2 separate regions of the Homo sapiens genome follow, and region 2 is linked to region 1. A link is a loop called in an ENCODE intact Hi-C map of the cell type or tissue named here. Cell type or tissue: CD14-positive monocyte. All regions are shown on one strand. Each heading gives the region's core, and the rest is flanking DNA. Links, peaks and the distances in the headings are about the cores only.

The links. Hi-C counts contacts between places; a loop is a spot of excess contacts. Peaks named below come from ENCODE experiments on the same cell type or tissue, not always from the same donor. Only the 100,000 strongest peaks of a DNase experiment are listed, where the experiment ranks them.
Region 2: it touches region 1 in a loop (1.8-fold over the local background); 1 of 110 quality-filtered maps calls a loop at or near these places.

What each region holds. Positions count from the first base shown.
Region 1 is chr12:116,404,462-116,408,857 of GRCh38, forward strand. No RefSeq gene overlaps it. Among named protein-coding and RNA genes, the nearest start is that of MIR4472-2, 22 kb to the right of the region's middle. In CD14-positive monocyte, for the core only: no CTCF peak of the experiment used is centred there; DNase peaks (open chromatin) are centred at 890, 1,660 and 2,310; H3K27ac peaks cover 2,872 bases.
Region 2 is chr12:116,548,691-116,553,086 of GRCh38, forward strand. No RefSeq gene overlaps it. Among named protein-coding and RNA genes, the nearest start is that of MAP1LC3B2, 8.5 kb to the right of the region's middle. In CD14-positive monocyte, for the core only: a CTCF peak has its summit at 2,208; DNase peaks (open chromatin) are centred at 3,411 and 4,201; H3K27ac peaks cover 2,424 bases.

The sequences.
Region 1 (4,396 bases), core at 266-4,265:
TGTCTGGTCACCGCACGTCGTTATTCAGTTCACACACAGCTAAGCGTGCAGCTGTGTTGCCTCCTTCTCTCTGGGTGATAACTCACTTGACATTTTACATAAATGGATAGTAAAAAGAAGGAATTAGCCAACAAAGATGAAAGTGCGGGCTGGGCGCGGTGGCTCACGCCTATAATCCCAGCACTTTGGGAGGCCGAGGTGGGCAGATCACTTGAGGTCAGGAGTTCCAGACCAGCCTGGCCAACATGGTGAAACCTCGTCTCTACTAAAAATACAAAAATTAGCTGGGCGTGGTAGCGGGCACCTGTAATCCTAGCTAGTTGGGAACCTCAGGCAGGAGAATTGTGTGAACCCGGGAGGCAGAGGTTGCAGTGAACTGAGATCATGCCACTGCACTCCAGCTTGGATGATAGAGTGAGACTCCATTTCAAAACCAAACCAAACCAAAACAAAACAAAACAAAATAAAACCCATAGATAGATATACTGATTGGCTCACACATTGCAGAGGTTGGCAAGCCCAAAATCTGCAAGGTAGGCTGGCAGATTGGGGACCCGGGCCAAGGAAGAATTGCTATTGTGGTTATCTGGAGGCAGAATTCCTTCTTCTTCGGGGCAGGTCAGTCTTTTTCTATTAAGACCTTCAACTGATTGGATAAGACCCACCACATTATAGAGGACCATCTGCTTTACTCAAACTCTACTGATTTAAGTGTTCATCTTATCTAAAAAATACTTTCACAGGAAACATCTGGAATAATGTTTCACCAATGATCTGCATACCATGGCCCTGCCCAAGTTCACACATAAAATTCACCATCCCAGGGTTATAGAAGAAATAGATGAGGGAAGTCACTGTGAGGAAAAGGACGAAGTCCATCCAGAGGAAGTGAGGCTGGCAGGAACTCCTGCGGACATTTCACAACACTGAAAGTTCAAAGGATACAATTTTGGAAACTGATCCAATCTTAGAAAGAAATATGACAATTCGCCAAGGCATAGAACAAGATGCTCCCTCTGTATCATTAGTTAAACAAGAAGCTGGCAAGCATGGTTCAGGCTATTCTTGATAGTTTTTACACAAAGAAATACAACACACACACACACACATATTTTTTCTTAGGGTCTCACTCCTGTCGCCTATGCTGGAGTATAGTGGCACAATCACAGCTGACTGCAGCCTCAACCTCCTGGGCTCAAGTGGTCCTCCCACTTCAGCCTCCTTGGTAGCTGGGACTACAGGCATGCACCACCATGCCTGGCTAGTTTTTATAGAGACAGGGTTTCACTATGCTGCCCAGGCTGGTCTCAAACTCCTGAGCTCAAGTGATCCTCCCTCCTTGGCCTCCCAAAGTGTTGGGATTACAGGCGTGAGCCACTGCTCCCAGCCTACAGTTATATTTTCAATGTTTCTAATGTTCTAAATTGAAGTATAAGAAAGAGATGTTAGTTTTACCTAGTTTTTCATTTCCTTAAACATTTATAGCCAACAGTAAGAGAGTTTTAGTGTTTTGACAGAAGATTGTTAAAGGTCACAGAATAATCTTATTTTATCCTGTTGGTGATTGAGATCTTTTTGTACACTTTCAGTTTGCACGGTCATTCTTACAGTCCACATGAATGTGCAAAGTGAGATTGGCTGTGTTATTTGTATCATCATCATCAGCATCATCATGTTCTCCACCAGGCAAGTGGGGTAAACACCCAGGATGCAAGGCCAGGGGTTGAACTCTTTTTGACTCCCTTTTCTTTTTTCTTTCTTTTTTTTTTTTAATTTTTATTTTTGTATTTTGAGACAGGGTCTTGCTCTGTCGCCCAGGCTGGAGTGCAGTGGTGCGATCTCAGCTCACTGCAACCTCTGCCTTCCAGGTTCAAGCGTTTCTCCTGCCTCAACCTCCTGAGTAGCTGGGATTACAGGTGCCCGCCACCACCCCTAGCTAATTTTTGTATTTTCAGTAGAGACAAGGTTTCACCATGTTGGCCAGGTTGGTCTTGAACTCCCGACCTCAGGTGATCCACTCAGCCTCCCAGAGTGTTGGGTTTACAGGCGTGAGGCACTGCGACAGGCCCTCCTTTTCTGACCCTGGGCAAAAAGGCCCCTGCAAAGTTCCAGGCCAAGGCCCTCTCAGCCCTGGCCAACATTGTCCTCTCTCTGCAGAGGCTGGGATACTCTACAGTCCCAGGAAGCTTCCAAAAAGGAGAGCTCAGTTTACAACCAATAAAAATAACTCAGGGGTGACAAACAGCTCCAGGGCCCCAGGGGACGCTCTTATGCAATCTGCCTTGATTTCACAAGCCCTACATGGAGCTGTCAGCAGAGGCAGACTGAGATGCACGCCCTGGCTGACACCACAGGGCAAGGCCCCTCTGGCTGCAATGACTGGGAACAGTGACTTTGGCTGTGACTGGAGGTGGCTCATTTACAACAGAAGACATGCAAAAATAGCGCAGCTGATGGATTGGTTGGTTGTTGGTTGACTGACTGATTTAAATACATAGTATTTCTTTTTCTTTTTAGGCAAAGTATACTAACAATGGATGATCTCAGTAGAAAATTCAGAGTATGCATAGGCCAAAAGGAAACAAATAAAAACTACCAGCTGGGCGTGATGGTTCACACCTGTGATCCCAGGATTTTGGGAGGCCGAAGCGGGAGGATTGCTTGAGCCCAGATGTTTGAGACCAGATTGGGCAATATAGGGAGACCTCAGCTCTACAAAACACAAAAAAATTAGCTGGGCATGGTGGTGCACACCTATGGTCCTAGCTACTTGAGAGGCTGAGCCTGGAGGATCACTTGAACCTGGTAGGTCAAGGCTGCAGTGAGCTATGATTATGCCACCACACTCCAGCCTGGGCAATAGAGCAAGACCCTGTCTCTAAACACAATAAAATACAAACTACCCATAGTCCAACTACCGAGAGAGCACCACTGTTACTTTCAGCCTTTCAGGCTTTTCTAGAAGCCAAAAGCATATAGTGCCGAGCTTCAGACTCTGATGCCAGACCACCTGAGTTCCACTCCTAGGCTGCTTAACATCTCTTGCACCATCTTCCCATCAGTGAAATGGGAATATCAATCACAGCCTTTATTACTTTGTTGTATGGTTAGGGATTTTCTGTTTTTTACTGTGAAAGAGGTCAAGAGGAAGAGCCTTGTGGTTAAGTCTTTGTGTACATTCTTTTCTTTTTCTTTCTTTCTTCTTTTTTTTTGAAATGGTGTCTCACTCTGTCGCCCAGGCTGACATGCAATGGCGCCATCATGGCTCACTGCAGCCTCAAGCTCCTGGGCTCAAGCAGTCTCCCTACCTCAGCCTCTCATGTAGCTGAGACTACAGGTATGTAGTCTCACACTTGGCTAATTTTTAAAATTTTTGTAGAGATGGGGTCTCACAAGTTTACCTAGGCTGGTCTTGAACTTCTGGCCTCAAGTGATCCTTCTGCCTTGGCCTTCCAAAGTGTTGGGGTTACAGGTGTGAGCCACTGCACCTCGCCTGTGTACATTTGGAATGATATCTTAGGATAAATTATTGGGAGGGCAACTACAGTGTCTAAGAGAGTACCCATTTTGTTTCATCTCCTGCCAAATCAGGAAACTGATTAAAATGAGCTACTTGGTGACTGGTAAATTAAATGAGCTATGCTGTGGCCCATGCCTGTAACCCCAGCACTTTGGGAGGCTGAGGCCAGCGCATCACTTGAGGTCAGGAGTTTGAGACCAGCCTGGCCAACATGGTGAAACCCCATCTCCACTAAAAATACAAAAATTAGCCGGGCATGGTGGTAGGCAACTGTAATCCCAGCTACTCAGGAGGCTGAGGCAGGAGAATCACTTGAACCTGGGAGGTAGAGGTTGCAGTGAGCCAAGATCACACCACTGCACTCCAGCCTGGGCGATTGAGAAAAAAATAAATAAATAAGAGAAGGATCTGGCTTGGAATCCTGGCTTGCCATCCCACTGGCTGTGTGACCTTGAGCAAGTGGCTTCCCATTGCTGGGCCCCAGTGTTCTGGGCTAATATGAAGCCATCTCTTAGGGAAGGTTGTCATCGGGTTAGAAATAATGGGTGAACAGGACAGAGCACGTAATCTGGTGCTCATCGTAAAGATCGTAGTAGTAGTAGCCATTATTATTTATACTAGCCCAGAGGGAGATGGATTTTCACATGCGTAACAGAAAGAGGCAGCGGGAGCAAGCTGTGGTCACAAGGGCATTCTGCAGGAATGTTACAGAGAGAAGAGAGAAGACCTCTGCCAGTGGGGTGGAGGCTGCTGGACTGAATGTTCATGTCACCCCCAAATCCTTATGTTGAAATCTTAACCCTGAATATGATGGTGTGAGGAGCAGGCCTTTGGGATGTAATCAGGTCATTCATGAATGGGGTTAGTGCCCTTATA
Region 2 (4,396 bases), core at 220-4,219, 140 kb after region 1:
GACGGAAATGGATAACAATTGACCTGTCTCAAAATACTGCCTTACTGGGTACCCATGCTCCCCCATCAGAATCCAATCTACCTTTCAACGTCTAGCTCAGCCCATCTTACCAGGAAGCCTCACTTGACCACCTTCTGAACTTAGACCAAGGCTAGAAAATATGTTTTATCTCGAGTTCCTTGGTTTGTGTCTGCATCACTCCAACCTCTGGTTCCATCTTTACACAGCTGTCTTCCCTCTGTGTCTGTGTCCTCACATGGCCTTATCCTCTGTGTGTGTGTCTGTATTCAAATCTCCCTCTCCAGCTGGGCACGGTGGCTCATGCCTGTAATCCCAGCACTCTGGGAGAGCAAGGCAGGCAGATCACTTGAGGTCAGGAGTTCGAGACCAGCCTGGCCAACATGGTGAAACCCCATCTGTACTAAAAATACAAAAAATTAGCTGGGTGGGGTGGCGAGTGCCTATAATCCCAGCTACTTGGGAGACTGAGGCAGGAGAATCGCTTGAACCCATGGGGCAGAGGTTGCAGTGAGCCAAGATTGCTCCACTGCACTCCAGCCTGGGCCACAAAACTCTGTCTCAATAATATAAAAATAATAATAAAATTTAAAACATCTCCCTCTCCTTATAAGGACACCAGCCATTGGATTAAGGTCCATCCTCATGACCTCATCTTCACTTGATTACATTGGAAAAACCACATTCATAGGTACCAGGGGTTAGGATTTTAACTTATCTTTTGATGGGACAGGGGGTGGGGGTAGTGGGGAAGACACAATTCGACCCATAATGGATGCCATAAATAATTAGGGATATCCAGCATTGGTGAGGGAAGGGAAAGGGCCACCTATCTGCTAAATCTGCTCTATCATGTTTAATTTTGGTATCATTTAGTTGGAAATGAGCACCACCTGCTATGACAATTGGTTATTTCTCTCTCTCTCTCTAATCCTCTAATCTACCTATCTTCCTACCTGCATGCCTACCTATCTATCTATTCTCTATCCTCTATGTATAATCTATCATCCGTATCCATTTATTTACCTTCTTAAATAGATTGAAAGTTCCACGAGGGCAGGGATTGTCATTTACACCCCTTGTAAATTTCTCCACTGGCTAAGCCAGGATCTAGACAGATGTAGTAGGCACTCAATAAATACTTTTTCAGTCACTAATTTTCATTGTTTGGACTCTGAAATTAAATCAGGAAGAGGTCTCTGACACACAATCCTCTAGGGACTTCTGAGGATAGAGTTGGCTCATTCACAGCTTGCCCACCTGCACTCTGTCTTCCCGGCTCCCCTCAATGTTCAACAGATCTCGTCTACCAAATCTTATGTGTGTACTGGGGTGTCTCCCGCTAATAGGACAGCCCTGTAATTGTTCAGTGAGATTATAACGTCAGCCTCATCCATCAAGCTCTCCGCTAAGTAGTTTGGTTTTCCTAATGGAAAGCAGTGTCCTAAACAAGAAGGGAAGCGTCCTAATGTGGGGTTTTATGTAGGTTGGTTTCTAGCTGTGAGCTATGGACCTGAAATGATAGTTAAATCGATGGAGAGGCACTAAGCTATAGCCTGTGAATCTGGGCATCCGTAAAACCCAATTATTAACAGCCCTGAGTGGATGCGTTGCACGCTGGCTCTCCCAGCTTTGACTGGGGCTCTCTCTCTCTCTCTCCAGACAGAAACGGCCCAAGAGAAATGGAAATATGATGGCTGGTTGATTGTTTCGCAGTCTGCATGACAGACCACCCTCCTAACAAGACTCTAGGTCAAGTGCTCTTCTCTGCCCTGTGGATCTACTGGGGAGAAATTAGCTCTCGGTGGTATTTCCAATTATGGAGAAAAGCGATTCCTCCCTGGTCTGGCTATCATGTGTTTTGCAGTGGACCAAGAGACATGAAGCCCGTTTTCCACCCTCGCCTCTTTCTCCATCTAGCTGCATGACCTTGGGAGGTGGCGTGACCTCTCGGCTTCTTTGCTGCCTCATCTGTCATGATCCACCTTTACTACTTCATAGCCATGTTCTAGGATAAATGAGAGAAGCCTCTACATCTTTTAGTCTCCCAGAAAGACTGGAACCAGGTAAATGCAAAGTGGAGCCGTTTCCTTTGTTTTTGCTGCCTGAGTTACTAACGTGTGGGATTTTTTTTAATAATGGCAAAAATGGATGGATTTATGCAATTACTTTTGTTTTTGTTTTGTTTTGTTTTATTTTTCCTCTGGGGGGAGTCTTGAGGCATTCTAGGCATTCTATACATTATTCTCTTGTATAATTGTTCATCTCTTCTATGGAGTGGATATTGGTATGCCCCTTTCTTAGCAAACTGATGGAGGCTGGCCTCAAAGTGAGCCACAGTGATGGGCTATAACTAATTCCTACTCATAACTCCTAACTAAGTTTAATGTCTGTCTTCCCTACCAGTGATGAGTTCCATGAAGACAAAGACCTGTTTATCTTGTTCTGCTCCAGCACCGAGCAGGTACTCAGTAAGAACTTGTAGAATTAGTGGATGGATGGATAGATGAACAGATGAATGGATGGATTAACAGATTAATAGATGGATGGATAGACAGAGGGATAGATGGATGGATGATGGATGGGTAAGTGGGTGGATGATAGACAGATGGTTATGATAGAGGGATGGCTGATTGGATGAATAGATGGATGGATAGATGGATGGATGAACAGATGGATGGGTGGATAGATGGACAGACGAATGGATGGATGGATGGATAAAATGATGCATGATAGATGGATGGATGAAAATGGAAGGAATGGCTGGATGGATGAACAGAAGGATGGATGAATGGATAGATGAATGGGTGAATATAGTTTGTATATGAACATGAATCACATTACCAGTACTTATCACTGAGAGAAAGTTCTAAGTTGCAGATGTTCAGAGAAATTTAAAGATGCAGACCTAAGATACAGGCCAGAAGGGCCATGCTGTCTCTAAGTCCCTGGGTAGAATCCTTCCTTGCTTCTTCCTAGCTTCCAATGGTGGCCATAAATTCTTGGTGTTCCATGGCTTGTAGCTGTGTCTCTTCACTCTCTGCTTCCATCACCACATGGCCTTTCTCCCTGTGTGCCTCTGTCCGCTCATTGTTTTCCCTCTTCTTAGAAAGACACCAGTCATATTGGATCAAGGGCCCACTCTACTCCAGTATGACCTCCTCTTAACTAATTATATCTGCAATGACCCTGTTTCCCAACAAAGTCACATTCTGAGGTGTTGGGAATTTGGACGTCAACATATCTTTGGCAGGGGACACAATCCAACCCATAACAATCTGTGACATGGCAACCCCTCTCCCGGGTGTGTATCCTGGGGAAACTCCTGAATAGGATCATAAGAGGACGTGTGTGAGAATGTTGGTGGTGGCCAAGTTTGTCCCAGCAAGGAGCCCAAGGTGACCTACATGTCTATGACTGGAGGAAATGAGTCAGCCAGATTTGAAACATGCAGATGATGAAATAATACACAATACCCTGAATTTGCATACATCATCATGGATAGAGCTTAAAAATACAGTGTGAAATGAAAAAAGTAGGAACTAGACTGAGATTGATGACACAATACCATGGACATAAATTTAAAATATACACTCACAGAGCAAGACTATATATGTTTCATAAGCATTGGAAAGTGGGTTGGAAGGATTTATTTTGAAGATACTGGAGTCACTGCCTGTGGGAGGCAGTGAGAAATGCTAACAGCAGACGCAGGCGAAAAATAATACAAGAAGGCACAAGGAGGGCCTTGAACAGACAAATAGTGAATGTGTGGCATAAACTGAGAAGTGTGATTCTACGAAGGCGCCCACCCGGGGTCCAAATTTTGCAAAGAGGGGAGGAATCAGGAAAGGGATTAATGAGTGACAGTGGCGCCCAGGGCTGGGCGGAGTCCAGGTTCTGTGAGCATGCGCAGCAGGGCCCCTTGATCCACGCTGAGCTTCAAGAAAGAGTGCGGAGAAAACCGCCCTAAGCCCAGACGTGGAGGGGAATTGGAGCTGTGCAAGTCAAGAATTAAGCAGGCAGGGCCGAGCAGAAGGAACGGATGGTTAATAAGCCCCCAGGAGAGCCCAGGCTGGACCAAGTGCATCCGCCTGGGGAGAAGGAGAAGGGTACGGTCCGCATGGCCCCGCTGAGGAAGGAGTGGGGACAGGGCTGGCTGTGTGTGTGTCACCCACTCAGACGCCCACAGGGACCAGGTGGCGGAAATGAGCGAATGACCCAGGCGCATACTAAACACTTCCACAAATAATGATGGGCCTTTCTATATTTAAGAAACCCAGGGCCCCCCCAAGTCTCTATTTCTTTTCCTCCCTTTTGATGGAGACACGGGGGCTGGCTTCTTCTCTAAGAAAAACAATAGCGGCGTGTGATGAGA